2 separate regions of the Homo sapiens genome follow, and region 2 is linked to region 1. Evidence: chromatin loops called from intact Hi-C (ENCODE). Cell type or tissue: endothelial cell of umbilical vein. All regions are shown on one strand.

What was found. Hi-C counts contacts between places; a loop is a spot of excess contacts. Peaks named below come from ENCODE experiments on the same cell type or tissue, not always from the same donor. Only the 100,000 strongest peaks of a DNase experiment are listed, where the experiment ranks them.
Region 2: it touches region 1 in a loop (5-fold over the local background); 8 of 110 quality-filtered maps call a loop at or near these places.

What each region holds. Positions count from the first base shown.
Region 1 is chr2:234,877,835-234,885,834 of GRCh38, forward strand. The region is part of intron 2 of LOC101927896 (a long non-coding RNA gene); the gene reads right to left. Among named protein-coding and RNA genes, the nearest start is that of SH3BP4, 70 kb to the right of the region's middle. In endothelial cell of umbilical vein, a CTCF peak has its summit at 4,052 (motif pointing right); DNase peaks (open chromatin) are centred at 2,457, 2,847 and 4,057; H3K27ac peaks cover 2,209 bases.
Region 2 is chr2:234,993,148-235,001,147 of GRCh38, forward strand. SH3BP4 (SH3 domain binding protein 4) reads left to right here. Exons shown (of 6, transcript NM_014521.3): 2 at 2,156-2,229. Among named protein-coding and RNA genes, the nearest start is that of SH3BP4, 45 kb to the left of the region's middle. RefSeq lists silencers at 3,318-3,612, 4,238-4,532 and enhancers at 5,632-6,261, 6,377-7,053. In endothelial cell of umbilical vein, a CTCF peak has its summit at 3,459; DNase peaks (open chromatin) are centred at 3,484 and 4,364; H3K27ac peaks cover 3,886 bases.

The DNA of each region.
Region 1 (8,000 bases):
TCTTAGACACATTTCTGTTAAAATACATGTAGGTCTTCTTCATTCCTTGTCATGGATATATAGCATTCCATTAGATGATACCAAATTCATCAATCTGTTCCAGACTGATGGCACTTAGGTTGCTTTAGGGCTAGTTGGTTTGTTGGTTTTATTTTGTTTTGCTTACAGTATAATTTAGTGGATCCCTCATTATTTCGATATTCCCTTATAATTTTTTTTTTTCCTGAGGTGGAGCCTCACTCTGCCGCCCAGGTTTGAGTGCAGTGACGCAATCTCGGCTCACTGCAACCTCCGTCTCTTGGGTTCAAGTGATTCTCGTGCCTCAGCCTCCCAAGTAGCTGAGATTACAGGCACTTGCCACCACACCCAACTAATTTTCATATTTTTAGTAGAGACGGGATTTCACCATGTTGGCAAGGCTGTCTCAAACTCCTGACCTCAAACAATTTGCCCACCTTGGCCTCCCAAAGTGCTGTGATTACAGGCATGAGCCATTGTACCCGGCCTCCCTTAAATATTTTTAAACACAAATTAAGGCTTTTACACAAATGTCTCCAATATATTCATTTATGTAAATAAATTTTTTTAGAATAATACTACCTCTGGGATGTGAGGCCATGGAGGGGTCATGTGGAAGGAATGAGCTAATATATTTCACTTTCAATCCTTTGCTACTGTCAGTTTTTACAACTAAGTGTAATGCTTTTCTAATTTTAATCAAAATATATACAGAGGTAATGCTATAATAACATTTTCACAAAGACAGCCTTTTTCTTTCTCAGGACTGTATCTCAGGAGATGTGTCTAAAAGTTAGATTACTGGGTTAAACGGCACAATCCTGAAAGTGTTATACCCACTCTTATGGTCTGGAGAGATCTCAGAGGTTTAACATTCTGCCTGTGGTTCCTACCAGCAGGTAAAAATAGAGATAGCCATTGCATTACTCTGTTATAACACTGCTATAAAGAACTGCCAGGGCAGATCATGAGATCAGGAGTTAGAGACCAGCCTGGCCAACACGGTGAAACCCCGCCTTTACTAAAAATACAAAAATTAGCTGGCCATGGTGGCAGGCACCTATAATCTCAGCTACTCAGGAAGCTGAGGCAGGAGAATCGTTTGAACCCAGGAGGCGGAGGTTGCGGTGAGCCGAGATTGCGGCATTGCACTCCAGCCTGGGCGACAAGGCGAGACTCTGTCTCAAAAAACAAAACAAAACAAAACAAAAAAAACTGCCAAGACTGGGTAACTTATAAAGAGAAGAGGTTTAATTGCCTCAGCCTCTTCAGCCAGTTCCACTGAAGAGGCCTCAGGAAACTTACAATCGTGGCAGAAGGGGAAGCAGGCACATCTTACATGGCAGGAGGTGAGAGAGAGAGCGAGAGGAGGGCAGAGAAGAGAGGAGACAGGAGAAGGGTGGAGAGAGAGACAGGGAAAGAGAGCAGGAAAAACTATCATTTATAAAAACATCAGATCTCATGAGAATTCACTCACTATCAGGAGAACAGCATGGGGGAACCACCCCTATAATCCAATCACTTCCCTCTCTCCACTCCTGGGGATTACAGGTCCCTCCCTCAATACTCGAGGGTTACAATTCGAGGTGAGATTTCAGTGGGGACACAGAGCTAAACCATATCAGCCATATTCCATTGTGTTGTGTCTAACAGTGGAAGCTCCACATATGCAGCTAGTGTGAAGGAGGTGATCTTAAAATCCATTCGAAGAGGCTCAACTGGTGGAAGTGCTCGAATGGGTCCTATGTGATTCAGCTCCATTCTCATCCACTTGCAGCTCTGGATCGAAAACCCAGAGATGAGTGACATTCTGTTCTTATGGGTGCCCAGAGTGGTAGCTGGTGTATTTGAGGATGGCAGATAGTGCTATAAAACAAGAGTCCCGTTGAGACTTTGCTCAAACAGAGCCCCCGCCTGTCTGTTGGAGATTCTTTGTTTCACCCTTTTCAGTAACCAGAGCCACAGCTTCTTTGCTCACGTCCAAATGGAGAAAAAAAAATGGCTGAGCTTTGCACTGCCTGGGTCACCCCTAACTCAATCCCTGCCACCAGGCTGCAGATTTGGGTAGCAGTTTGTTGCCCTAACACAGGATAACTGTGATTGGTTGATATCAATCAAGATATGTCCCTAAAGACCCAGAGGAGCCAATCTCAATCAAGCCTTGGCTGCAGCACAGTGAGAAGTCCCCTGGCATGGCCAGGAGAAACCTACTTTGCCCAACAGGTACGTATCCATGATTGGAAAGGAAAAAAGACCAATTTGTACTGAACCTATATTGAGTACTGACTAAGGAGCTTTTACCATTTAATTTAACCCCAACAGTCCTTAGGGGGAGGGCTTGCTATGCTTATTTCACAGATAAGAAAACTTTAGCTCAGAGAGTATGAGTCATTTGCTTAAGGTCCCACAGCTAATATGCATCAAAGCTTATCTCACCGATTTCATATGCTGCTTGGCACAGCTTGTTAATGACCCTGAAGTCCATCCAAGCTAGACCTGGGAAATACATTTTAGATCCCATTCCCCCAAGTTTTGTTGTTAAAACTCATGTAGAGTATTTGGAATACATATATATGGAATATGAACATATATATATATATAAAAACATATATATATATGGTTTAGACTAAAGTTGGAAGGAAAACTAAAGATATGTTTTTTCCAGTTAAGCATCTTCTAACAGTTTAAGTAATTGGTTTGTGTTATCAGATTGTGGTCTAAACTAGATCACAGGAATGAATCATAGCTGATGTAATGCACACATGTCTTAGCACAGCTATTATGTGGTACCCAGGTGCACTGAATTTTACAATATGAAACCAGAGCTCTGCCCTTGAACCCGGTGAGCAATTATGGCATCATGAACTAGGCACTTGGATGCAGTTCAAAGAGCTGAGAACAAGTTACGAAAACGCAGGGAAAGTAAACTTCGGAGTTCCAGAGAGGTCACTCAATCTCCTCCTGGCCTTGCAGAGATGCCGATATCAGCTCCATGTGAAAACTGGTGGGGAAAACCTACAAGTCCAGGCTTTCACTTTTCCCTTAAAAGAACAGGGGTTGTCCTGAGCTGTGTAGCCTCTGGGATGGTGAGTCTTCCAGAAAATTTTCTCCCAGGGGACTTCACGGAAGAAGAAATTCCCTTCAAACTTGGGCTTTTCAGTTCTGTTACTAGCATTTGGGATTGGACCAATAGCCCCTGATGGCAATTCTGGTTGGGCAGGGGAAGTGTGAGAGTGTGGTGGGCAGGTGGGTAGAGGTGGGAAACGAAGCAAAGGGACAGAGACATGCAGGCTAATGTGGATGGTGGAGACCTCCCAGCAAGGGCAGCACTGCCTGCAGCAATGCCAGAAAGACAGCCTGAAAGAGAAGCTTTCTGCAACCTTAGTTCTTTTTGCTCAGGAAGTACTAAAGTTAGAACCTGCTGTCTTTTAAAAAGAAATGATGTTATTTCACAGATCCGCACATTTAAATAACAAATAAGCCAAGACAAAACAAAACAAAATGTGAAGTCCTAAAATTTAGTTAAGATACATTTTTCTTCTAAGAGACTGCATGGAAATTTTGTTGTTGAAATAATTCACTGTGCTGAGCTTCACTTGAAATGCTTAAATACCTTGAAACCATTTCCATTTTTGCCTTTACTCAAAATAAGTGGTTACTTTCTAATGAATGAAAAGCCCAGTATGTGAAAAGTGTGGCTTAGGCCAATAAAAAGGGAGGTAACAGCATTTTAGTAGTTTCTCAGAAGCAGTTAAAAAATAACACAATGAAGTTTAACAGGCTGAGGAAACATCACACCCCATCATTAAAAACAGCAATGCCAAAAATACCCAGGGGTGAACAGAGGTGAGGGAGACTGCCAAAAGATTATTGCTTGAAGGATTGCCTTTCCTTGTACGGGTACCTACCCAGGGCAGTTGCTCCAGGTTCATGCAGGGGTGGCCATATTTTGTATCACGTGATCCTCAGTCCACAAGCTGATTGGACCAGAGGAGGCCACTTCCCCAGAGGCTGATCAGAACACCGTGATACAGCTCCCTGCAGGGGGCGCTGCGCTGTTTTTGCAGCCAAATGCAAAATGAAACTGTAAGTGCTCTCATTCAAAAAGCAGGAGAAACGTGCCATGGAATGTAGTAAAAGATAAGGCTTTTCCCTTTTTCTACAGTCTCTCAATTTGTTATGGTGTTTTTACTTTGCTCCTTGAGGTCGTTTTGAGTAAAGAAAGAATACAATTTTAAATCATTAGCATGAATTTTACCATTACTCTTCATATTGTGCAATTTCACGTTTAAATACAAACATAAGTACATTTAACTCATATGCAGCATCACCAAAATTACACAATTTGTATTTTGTGGCTTGTACATGCATATATATTTCATTCTTAGCAGAACATTGGAAACACTACAACACATGAACTCAACTGTCTTTATTTCACTTCTTGGTGCACACATTTTCTACTAACAACCTCTACTTTTGGCTTATTGATGAATAAGGAAAGACTTAAAAAAAAAAAAAAAAAAGGAAAAAGCAAGTCTGGCTCTCTTGCCCTTTCCTTCTAAGTCCTCGTTTTCAGCATAAGGGGTTAGCTGGCATAGCTCTGAAGCCTGAATATCTGAGACAGATCTCAGTTAATTTAGGAAGTTTATTTTGCCAAAGTTAAGGACATGCACCTGTGACATAACCTCAGGAGGTACTGATGACATGTGCCCAAGGACATCGGAGCACAGCTTCTGAGAAACCATTAAAATGGTGTCACCTCCCCTTTTATTGTCCTAACCCACACTTTTCACATACTGGGATTTGCATTCATTAGAAAGTAGCCACCACCTGATTTGAGTAAAGGCAAAAATGGAAATGTTTTCAAGGTATTTAAGCATTTCAATTGAAGCTCAGTACAACGAATTATTTCAACAACAAAATTTTCATGTAGTCTCTACAGAGATATGAGACATCAATCAATATATGCAAGATAAACATTGGTTTAATACTGAAATTCCAGGTCATAGGTAGATAAGAGACAAATGGTTGCATTCTTCTGAGTTTCTGATGAGCCTTTCCAAAGGAGGCCATCAGATATGCATTTATCTCAGTGAAGAGTGGGATGACTTTGAATAAATGGGAGGCAGGTTTGCCCTAAGCAGATCCAGCTTGACTTTTCCCTTTAGCTGAGTGATTTGGAGGCCCCAGGATCTATTTTCCTTTCATGTAAGGAAGTCACATGAGTAACGAAGGACATGACAGAGTCCCTTGGTAATTCACGTTTCTCACAGTGCCATTGACTTCCTCCAACTTCTAGAGCAAGTCCTGGATCTAGTGACACATGTACTGAATAAATGACAGTGGGAAGCAGAGCAAAACTCATGGGGCCAAGATACTTTCATTTTTCCACTTTTTTTTTTTTTGCTGGCACTTTGTGTTGCTGTGATATGTAAACATAGATGTCAATTTTCAACACTTTCTTCTTCCTTTTATTAAAAAAAAAAGTTACTGTGTTTCATCATGATTGGTTAAGAATTATTGTTTTGTGTTCAGGTTTTCATTGGTAAAAGATTGAAACTGGGCCCCATGCTGTGGCTCATGCCTATAATCCTAGCACTTTGGGAGGCCGAGGCAGGCAGATCACCTGAGGTCAGGAGTTCAAGACCAGCCTGGCCAACATGGTGAAACCCCGTCTCTACTAAAAATACAAAAAAATTAGCCGGGCCTGGTGGTGGGCGCCTGTAATCCCAGCTACTCAGGAGGCTGAGGCAGAAGAATTGCTTGAACCCAGGAGGTAGAGGTTGCAGTGAGCCGAGATCACACCATTGCATTCCAGCCTGGACAATGAGAGCAAAATTTCATCTCAAAAAAAAAAAAAAGATTGAAAAAGATTGAAACTGACTGCCAGGCATGGTGGCTCACCCCTGTAATCCCAGCACTTTGGGAGACCAAGGCGGGCAGATCACCTGAGGTCAGGAGTTTGAGACCAGCCTGGCTAACATAGTGAAACACCATCTCTACTAAAAATACAGAAATTAGCCGGGTGTGGTGGTGCACACCTGTAATCCCAGCTACTTGGGAGGCTGAGGCAGGAGAATCGCTTGAACTGGGAAGGCTGAGTTTGCAGTGAACCGAGATTGTGCCACTGCACCCCAGCCTGGGCAACAGAGCAAGACTCTGTCCCAAAAAAAAAAAAAAAAAAGTATAAAAATGAAAATGTATCATTTTAAATTAGATTTACTTGTTTAATTATTTACTAAGTGACAGATTTACCAGACTCAAAACTTTAAATTGTTTAAGAATGAAATAGAAGCAAAATTCTCCCTTCCTCCTCTGCTGCCTTATCCTCTCTTTCCGCCCTCTCCCCAGATAGATAACTATTGTAATCAATCCCTTAGTTATCTTCCGAATTTTTTAAATATACATCTAAAGTCTGTTAAATTGTGACTCCAAAATATACATTCATGTCCTAATCTTCAGTATTGGTGAATGTGACCTTATGGGAAAAAGGATCTTTATCAGCAGATATCATTAAGTTATCTCAAGATGAGAGCACTCTGCATTGAGGAGAGGCCCTAAACTCAACAGCAGGTGTGGGGGTTTTTTGGGGATTCTTTTTACTTTTTTTTTTTTTTCGAGATGGAGTTTCACTCTTGTTGCCCAGGCTGGAGTGCAATGGCACAGTCTCGGCTCACTGCAACCTCTGCCTTCCCAGGCACAAGCAATTCTCCTGTCTTAGCCTCCCAGGTAGCTTGGATTACAGGCATGTGCCACCATGCCCAGCTAATTTTTTTGTATTTAGTAGAAACGAGGTTTCACCATGTTAGTCAGGCTGGTCTCAAACTCCTGACCTCAGGTGATCCACCTGCCTGGGGCTCCCAAAGTGCTGGGATTACAGGCGTGTGCCACCACACCCAGCCGAGGTGTTCTTTTAAGAGAAGAGAAAGTCAGAGACTTTGAGAAGAGGGCTATGTGAGTCACAGGCACAGATGGAAGTGAGGCTGCCGTCAACCAAAGAAGGCCTAGGACTGCCAGACGCTGGAAGAGGGAAAGGGGGACTCTCCTTCGGGTCTTCAGAATGGGCCCATGTGGCCCTGCTCACACTTGATTTCAGACTTCGACCTACAGAATTGTGAAAGAATAAAACTCTGTTGTCTTTAAGCCATCGTGTTTTTGGCAATTTGTTATAACAGCCCCAGGGACGGAAAACAACATCTAAGCAATGCAAGAATATATTCTTTTTTGTGTGATTTTATCCTTAAAAGCCTTCACCCTTTAGTGACGTTATCTCTTTAGAGAAACATAAGCAGTTCTCAAGGAGGTATGGATCTCACTGAAACAATGAACTTAATGACTGCCACGGCCCACTCTCGTCACCCCTGCCAGGAAGGGATCTGAAGGCTGAACCATATCTTTTCCAGACACTGTAGCTGAAAAGTGTCGCACCTGTCACAGATTCTCAGGGCCGCCTCCAAGAAGGGAATACCTACGCCTGCTGCCAATGCAAAGCTGTGAGAAAGTCTTTTTACTCCCAGCAGGAGGGCCACATTCATTGACTTTCGTTCACCATTTAACGGTAGTTCTTAGAATGTGTCACCTAGTCTGCTATCACAAAAATCCAAAGCCTGAATAGTTTTTAAACCATAGGAAAGTTGGAAGAAAAATATTTTCTACTCCTTAATAATGCCAGGGCTTAATTATACACTTCTTGAATTGCAGCTTCAGGGAATTTCAAAACACATAATTTAGCCTTCTTCGACCGTATGAAATATTCTATTGGAACAAACAAGATTGGGGCTATTATATCAAGTTCATCTTACCCAGACAGTAGAAGCAGTAATTCATACTTTCAGAGAGAGGGAGAGAGAATTTGCCTTAAGCGGCCAATTTTAACTTCTGCAGATTCTAATTTTTAACATTGGGGTTAAGCTCCAGTTAATGCTGAAAATAAATGTGTGTTGCCTGGAGCCAAAGGCAGAAAATTGTGAGTCTCGGGAATA
Region 2 (8,000 bases), 120 kb after region 1:
CGGCAGAGTGAGGAGGCTGAGATGAGCCCCGGGGGTCGGTTTCTCGAAGCCCCCGTCAGAGCTGATGTTCGGGCCACACGTTCTCTTGGGGTGATCCGTTCTGTGTCACTGGACTCGCCCCCCGCCTCATTTCCTCACTGGCCCAGTAGTAACTGCAGCCACTGGAGGCGGATACCCACTGAGGCTGTTCCCATCTGTCCTTTATGACGGCTTGCGATGGACCCGCCTGATGAAGGGGCCCAGCAGTGCCGGTGCCTGCCTAGAATTCAGGATGGAGATTCTGAGAACCCTGACCACGGCATAGGGGCTTGGGGTACAAAGGAAAGAAGAGGCACTAGGTTCTCAGAGATGCTGGTGCAGTGGCTTTTAGAATCAGAAAGAAAAAATGGGAAATGCACGCTCACGGTAGAGGAAATGGGAGAAGTTGCGGAAGTCTGAAAAAGGCAGGGACATATACCATGAAGCCAGCCTCATTCGTAGTTTCACTTCCCCCAGGTTTTTTTCAGTGCCCTTTTATGTCTTTTAAGATGATGAGATTTTCAACTGTTCTGTCTTGACATGACTCTTTGGAGAACGAGTACTTTGAGAGACATTCTGAAGAGCTCTGAGCAACATGGTAGACCCATTTCAAAGGAGAGGGATGGACGGATGGCGGCGTCCTGCCTTCTCTGCCGAGAATGGGGCCGCCTTGTGATTCCTGTCCAGAAAATCAGCTTGGGTGCAGGTGGCTGTGTTGGAGCTGTGGTGGCACCTGCAGTCCCGCCTGTCTCTTCCCACCCTTTGTTTTTGTCTTCTCTGGTTTCAGATCTTTTGTGTTTGTGCATATATTTTGTCACATTGTTGCGGCCTTTTTCGTAGCGTTCATTGATTCTTTTCATTTTGCCTGTGTGATTTTGCACATCGCTTGTACCCTTAGAAGGTCCGTGTCTACGTAGAGATCAACTATACAACCAGATTTTCTATTACCTATTGGGCGGTTTCCTTTCCTCCCTCCCTCTTCCCCTCCACACCCTTCTATTGATCTGGAATTCATTTTGTCTTTGGGTGTGAGTTGAAGCCCTGAGAGGGGGGATCTGTGCTCTGAACACCAGCCAGTTGTCCTAGCATCACAGGGAATGATTCTTTCCTTCTTGGGTGATTGTGACGCTCCTTTTAATTGCATGTTAAATATTTACATGGATGGAGGTCTGTTCTGGGCTGTCTGGTTCCTGCAGAGGATGAGTGGCCATGATTGAGGGAAGGTGTCCAGAAGGAAGTTCCCACTCCTTCTTTCACAGTCTGATGAGGTCCTGGATTCCTCTGAAGGCCCCGGGGCCCACTCTGTTATTCCTGTGGAGGAAGTCAGCCTGAGGGGGAGGGCGTCGTGGTGGCACCTGCAGTTCCGTCTGTCGCATTGATGTTGGCTGGTTCTGCTCTCAAAGGCGCCGGCTCTGTAGTGATGTCAGCGCCGTGTGACTTGAGGAGGAGACCCCACTGCTGCGGTGTGTCTGGGGTTCATCTTCAGGGCGCAGCTGATAAGATGCTTCTGTTGCGCTCACAATGCCAGTCATTGCAGCAGAAGTAATGGCAGGTGATGGGAGACTCATTGTTGGGGTGAGAAAAGGCACAATAAGCTATTGTCACAGGCAGGGCTCCCTGTGAAGCGGAACGTGATGCAGAGGCCACTGGGCAGGACGTTTAGGTTTGCTGGGGAGCACAGCAGCAGGGGAAGAGGACAGTGAGGCTGGGATGCAGCCTCCATGCAGCCTGTCGCTTTCTCCACAGGAGCTCTGGCCTGGGCCAGACTGCCGAGTCACCCTGATTCAGGAGTAGGGTGAGGGGCAGGCTTTGTTACCCCGCGCTAGTCACTGGCCTGGTCATTGGGTGCAGGCTGGCCCAGGAAGGGGGCTGATGTGGCCTCAAAAGGGCTCTTTCCAGTGAGACAGTTCTGGGTGGCCCCCGGTGAAGGTCCTTCCGCTGGCCACTCTCCAGAGTTGGCTTCAGAAGGGGACCTGGGGGCCGCGTGGCAGCGTCCACCACCATCCTCACCTGCTGTGGAAATGCACTGCAGAGCCCGTCTGTCCTCCAGGATGTGAAGGGGCCCTGGCGGGAAGCAGGCCTGAGTTCTGCGCTGGACAGGACTGAAGCTCACTCGTGTTTCCTTCTTGTCTTGCAGCGTCTCCCTTCTCTCCTGGACAGAAGGCCGTGTCCTGGGACTTCTCTGATGGCGAGAGGCTGCGGCTGTACCAGGTAGGCAGTGCAGGCATGGTGTGAGTGGGTTGCCATACCTGGACCCGCTTTACCATGTCATGACCAAGGTGCCGGACTCATGGGGACACAGGCCCCAAACGTGTGCAGAGCAGCTGCAGGAGGGAGAATGCTTCTGGAAGCTTCTGGTGACACTTGACCTTTCTCAGGCACTGCAGGCCTGTCCCTCATGGCGCTCTCCTCCTGTCCTCGAAGCCCACAGTGTTGTCCCCAGTGTGGGAAGGTCATTTGTCATCCTGGCATCCAGAAGCCCGGCCCCGGCGCATTCCCAGAACAGCCCCGTGTTTCTCTTTTCAGCGAATCCACTTTCTGTTGCCACCCGTGGAACGTTCTCACTCTTCCAAGAAGCCAGGCTAGCAGCTCCCCCACCCCAGCAGCCGCGGGACAGAGCCCAGGTTGGGTGGTGTGTACACAAAGGAGGGATTGTTCTCACGTCGCCCTGCGACGAGATGGGGATGGACCCGCGGTTAGAGGTCACCCTCCCTGGGGCGTCAGGGGAGCATTTGTCCTTGAAACACGCTGGCAAAAAATGTTCCAAGGAAGCCTCAGCTGGTGTTTGTGAGGAAGAGCTGGATTAAATGGTGTTCTGGTAAAATGTTCCTGGAGGTTTTCTTGGCTGTTCTTGGCTTTTATACTCCTGGTTGGCAATAGAAGGAACACCCTCCTTTGTAAAGTCGGTTGGATAGGATCACCTACCTCATAGGGCGGGCACAGCCTCCAGTTTTTTAGAAAAGCAACATACAAGTCTTTCCCCACCAAGTAGAAAGGATTGGATCTAAGTAAACGCTACGTTTGGATGCTCAAGGCCAAAGGGGGAGTTGAGAAGCCGCAGCTCACAGTGGGATTCCTTTCTGGGCCACGTTGGAATTTTAAAAGCCCTTCTAAATAAAGCAGGCAGCTACTTGCACTGTTTCAGGTTTTTCTTTAAATCCTGTAAACTGAGGGTAGCTGATTGGATTTTATTTCAACTTCTCCCCCCACCCTTTCTGTCCTGTCTCTTTGTTTTCCAGTATCTGCCTGTGCCTTAGGATGGAGAGAAGGTTTGAGATGTTCAGGAGGAGGCTCAGGGCTTTTCATAGTGACGTGAGGAATTCAGGAGTTCTCTGGTCCCAGGGTCAGTCCTCCGCCCACTGGGGCCTCAGCGACTTGAAACACTTCAGCCCAGGCAGAGGCCACCAGCAGGCCTTTCCTTATAAGTGCAGCCCCTGGCCCTGGAGGCTGTGGTCTCTTTGGGCTGCGGTGAACCCTCCTGAAAGGCATCCACATTCCTGGCATTCTTTCTGCCTGGCATTGGTCAGAAAGCGGGGGTTTCTAAAATCAAAGGCGAGCACTGCAGCTTGGTTCTTGTCTGTAGATAAACTGGAGAGACACCAGGGGGTTGTGCGGCATGGTTCTCTTTGGGCCCCCACATGGACTGGCCTCGCTGGACTTTGCATTTGGGGCATCGCCAGAGCAGGCCCCATCCTGAGCAAAGCAGGAGGAGGTTAATGGGGGTCCCTCTCGGGCTCCAGCAGTTCCTTGGGCGGCACGCATGTGGTTTGCTTTTTCTGACCCTGTGCCAGAGTTACTGGGGCAGCAAGACATCTGGGAAGAGGAACGGGAGGGTGGGACGGGTGCCGCCATCCCACAGCGGTGCCCGCTTGTCTCCGTGGCGGGCACACAGGCTTCCGGGAGCCCGGTGAGGGAGGTGCACCCAGACTTGCCCTGGATACAGCGGGCAGAGCGTTGCATGTGCCTCTGGGTGGGGTGTAGGGGTGCTTGGGGGCGTGGGTCCCCACAGCAGTTAGAGACCATCCACAGGCCACCACACTTTAAGCTGATTTTCGTTTTGCCTTGTTTTCCCAGAGGCATACATGTAGTGTTTTCTTGGTGCCTCTGAATAGTCACAGTCTGATTTGCCTGGGGGTCAGTGAGAGACACGGCTACCCAGGGTTTCCATTTCCAGGCCCCGAGTTTTGTCCGTGGCAAATTTCGTGATTTGCACATAGTTCCCACCTCATGGGTTCAAGTTGTTAACCTGATCCTGCTCCCACTGTCATCACCATCAGAGGTAGTTTATCCTGGTGCCTGGTGTCCTTCAGGATGAAGGAGGCAGCAGAAATGCTCCCTGACTCAGTTCCTGAGACCAGAATGACTGAGGAAACAGGAGGCCTGCAGCAGAGCACGGCCGATTGCTCCTCCGGGGAGTGTCAGCTAGGGGACGGAGCCGGTGCGGAGATCGAGGCCCCACAAGGCCTGCCCCTGTGGTTGTTCCCACTGTCCCACTGATGGCTGGGAAGGGTGAGCTCCAGCCCCCGGTGGCTTGAACACCCTCTGTAGTTGTGTCTGCTCAAGGCCTGGGAACACCCTGCCTGTTTCACAGATGAGAAACTCATCTCAGAGTACTCAGAAACCCAGAATACTTCATTCAAGTTCAAGTTCAGAGGGTGATTAAGAAGAATCAGAAGACTGGGTGCGGTGGCTCATGCCTGTAATCCCAGCACTTTGGGAGGCCGAGGTGGGCGGATCACGAGATCAGGAGATCAAGACCATCCTGTCTAACACGGTGAAACCCTGTCTCTACTAAAAATACAAAAAAATTAGCCGGGCGTGGTGGTGGGCGCCTATAGTCCCAGCTACTTGGGAGGCTGAGGCAGGAGAATCACCTGAACCCAGGAGGCGGAGATTGCAGTGAGCTGAGATTGCACCACTGCACTCCAGCCTGGGCGACAGAGCGAGACTCCATCTCCAAAAAAAAATAAAAAATAAAAAAGTCTCGGAGCCCAGCCTGCAGACCGGCTGCATTTGTGTGTCCCCTAAACCACTCCTCTGTTCCTTTAGCTTAGCTGGGTGCCTGGGGGGGCACGTGAACCACGTGGGCTGGTACCACACCCCCTCTAGACTGGCCAATGGGAATAAATCATGAGCCACAAACAGGAGACGTAAAAATGAACAGGTAAACATAATTTTTTTTCTTGGGATTGTAAATTCACACGACAGTTGAAGGTGCAGTGAAGAAATGGGTGGTAGCGGAGTCACCCACTCTTCGCAGGGCGACTGGCCACGCAGGCTCTGCCTGCACACCTCCTGCCTGGACCATGTGGAAAGTCTTCAGGGGTCACGTCAGACTGAGGTTCTCCAAAGTTCCTATCCCTTTGTGTGTTTGGTGAGCTTTTTGTTTGTTGGTTTTGGTTTCGAGGTGAAAGTCACATAACCTCCAGCTGACCGCTGCAGTGGGCATTGAGTACATTCTTGGTCCTGTGTCACCACCGCCTCTCTCTCGTTTCAAAACTTCGTCATCACCCTGGAAGAGCACCCTGTACTCACTACATGACCACACCCGTTGCCCCTGCCCCCGCCTCTGGCTACCACTAATTGGTTTACTTTTGAGGTTTGCATTGGGCTATGTCCCCATGGCCTTCGATCTGTGACAGAGATCCTGGCTTTCATACATCCTTGGGACAGAGAAACTAAGGCCAGCGTCCTTAATAGCATGACCAGGTCTGCTTGGACTGTCCTTTGAGGTGTCCTGCAGGCACTGATTCTGCACCTGCCAAGGCCTGACCTCCCCGTAATCAGCAGATAATCCAATAGAGGAGAAGGGCACTTGAGGCCATGCAGCGGCTGAACGGGAAGCTGTGCTCAGCGTCTCTCCAAGCCTCTGCATTCCAGTGACAACGTCCGCAGGGCCTCAGTGAATAAACCGCTGCAAATGCACGTTGGTGAGGCCATCAGCTGCCGAAGGGAAGCTGGGGAATCTGGACGGAGGAGAAAGAAACGTGAGCTGCACTCCCGGCGACACATTGGACTAAGAACGGCGCCTGCCTTCTTGAGAGGCTTGTTTTGTGGTGTCATAACTAGCCTGCCTTACACCTTTCTTAAAGCAAGCATGTTGTGAGTTCACAGGAGGGATTTTTAACATACTTGAGGCTTTGGGGACAAAAGACATCAGTCAAAGAAAGATTCCGCTATTATTTATTTCAAGAGCCTTTGAATCTCTTGCTGAAATCTGCTCCCATTTTGAAGAAGCTTCCCATCAAATCAGAAAAGCCCTGATTTTCCTGTCTCTGTGTTTGGAATTGTCCCCCACCCTGTTGTTAGTTCATTCCTTAAAGTTGTCTGGGCAGACTGCAATTTCGGAAGGGCACCTGGATGCGTTTCATTCTTGGGTCAGAAAAATACCTATGCAAAGAGCTTCTGACCAAGCATAGACAGATTTCAATTATTGGCACAATAGCATGTTACATAAATCAATTTCCTTGGGCCTCAGTTTTCTCCTTGGTAAAGATGGAACCTGGGTCTCTGAAGGTTCTCAAAGACTAAAAAGGAATCTAAGACACCCTCAGACTTGCTCAAGAAGAAAACAGGGCAGGATTATTGGAATGATCCAGAAAGAGAGCACAGTGAATCTTCTCAAACTTTGAGAAATGAATTGGTCATCAAAAATTAGACTTTCCTCTCACCTGTGCAGCTGGCTCTGTCACGCGGCCTCTGCTGCTCACCACCAGCACATACCTGGCCCAGGAGTGGCTGCCAGTCAATGCGCAGCAGCCCTTTGCAGGACCTGCCCTTGGGCTGCTTTTGAGTTTCTGAGCATCCAAGTCTCAGAAGCAGCTGGTTGGGCCAGCTCAAGCTCTGGGTCCGCTGTGGATTGATTCACCTGTACCTGGTCTCCACCACTGATCCATCTGGAGAGGGGTGAGGCCACAGGGGTTTCCAGGCTGGGGGTGTGCCTGGGCCAGGCAGCGACAGCCACTGGGAACCCCAGGCAATAGGGGAAGTGGCACTCACTTATCCTCGGCTGGGCTTCTCTGCAGGCTCCCTCCCTCCTTCCCTTCTTCCTTCCTTTCGGAACTCCCTACAACCCTATCACGTTAAGCAAGTCCTGTAGCCTCTCTGGGCCTCACTTCTCCTACCTGCTTATGGAGGGCCCCCGAGCCTGGGCTGTGTGGCTTCACTGTTAACATGTTATTGATGTGACTGGGGGGTTGCCCCTGTGCCTGACGTTTCATTCATGCCGTTCTCCCATGCAGGTTGCTCTCCTGATCTGGGCCCCGCCCTTTGGTTCCAGGGGATATGAAGGTCAGAGGAGGGATTAGCATGATCCACTGGCCAGAGTCAATAACACGGGGCCCCTCCTTCCAAGAGGGGCTTAGCCAGAAGGGGAAGCCTGGATCTTGGGCTCGGGCTCTGATGCTTTGTCTCTGAGCCGCTGACATGGAGGACGTCAAGCCGCGATGTTCATGTCCCCATTGCGTAGAGGTGGGTCCTGTAGTCCCACATGTGGTGTGCTCTGAATCTCCTTTCCACTCTGTTGGAGGGTCAGAGGGACTTGAAAGATCACAGAGCCCAGCCTCGCATTTGGCAGAAGAGAAAGCAGAGACATAAAGGCCAGGGACTTGTGCCGGGTCCTACCCGCTATCTGGTGCCCCACACACTGGGGCCTGTCCCCACTGCCAGCAGCCTCTGTGTGGGTTCTGCCTTTTTCTGCACTGGTGGTGTCTCCCCATCGCCCCAGCTGCTTGTGGGCAGGCGTCACCTTGTTCTGACCTCTTTCCTTCCCCCAGGCAGCTCTGGACTTTGCTCTCAGTAAACACAACTTGATTCTTTTCCTTCTTACCTTATCATTGCCCATAAATCCCGTTTACACGGTGCCCACTTTTGTGTCTGAGCTGGGACGTACAACCTCGTCTCTGCCTCCAGTTTTTGAGAAATTAATTATAAACAGTGTTGACAGAGGCTCTGGCTTGACTTGGGGCATCTGCTGCTCTTCC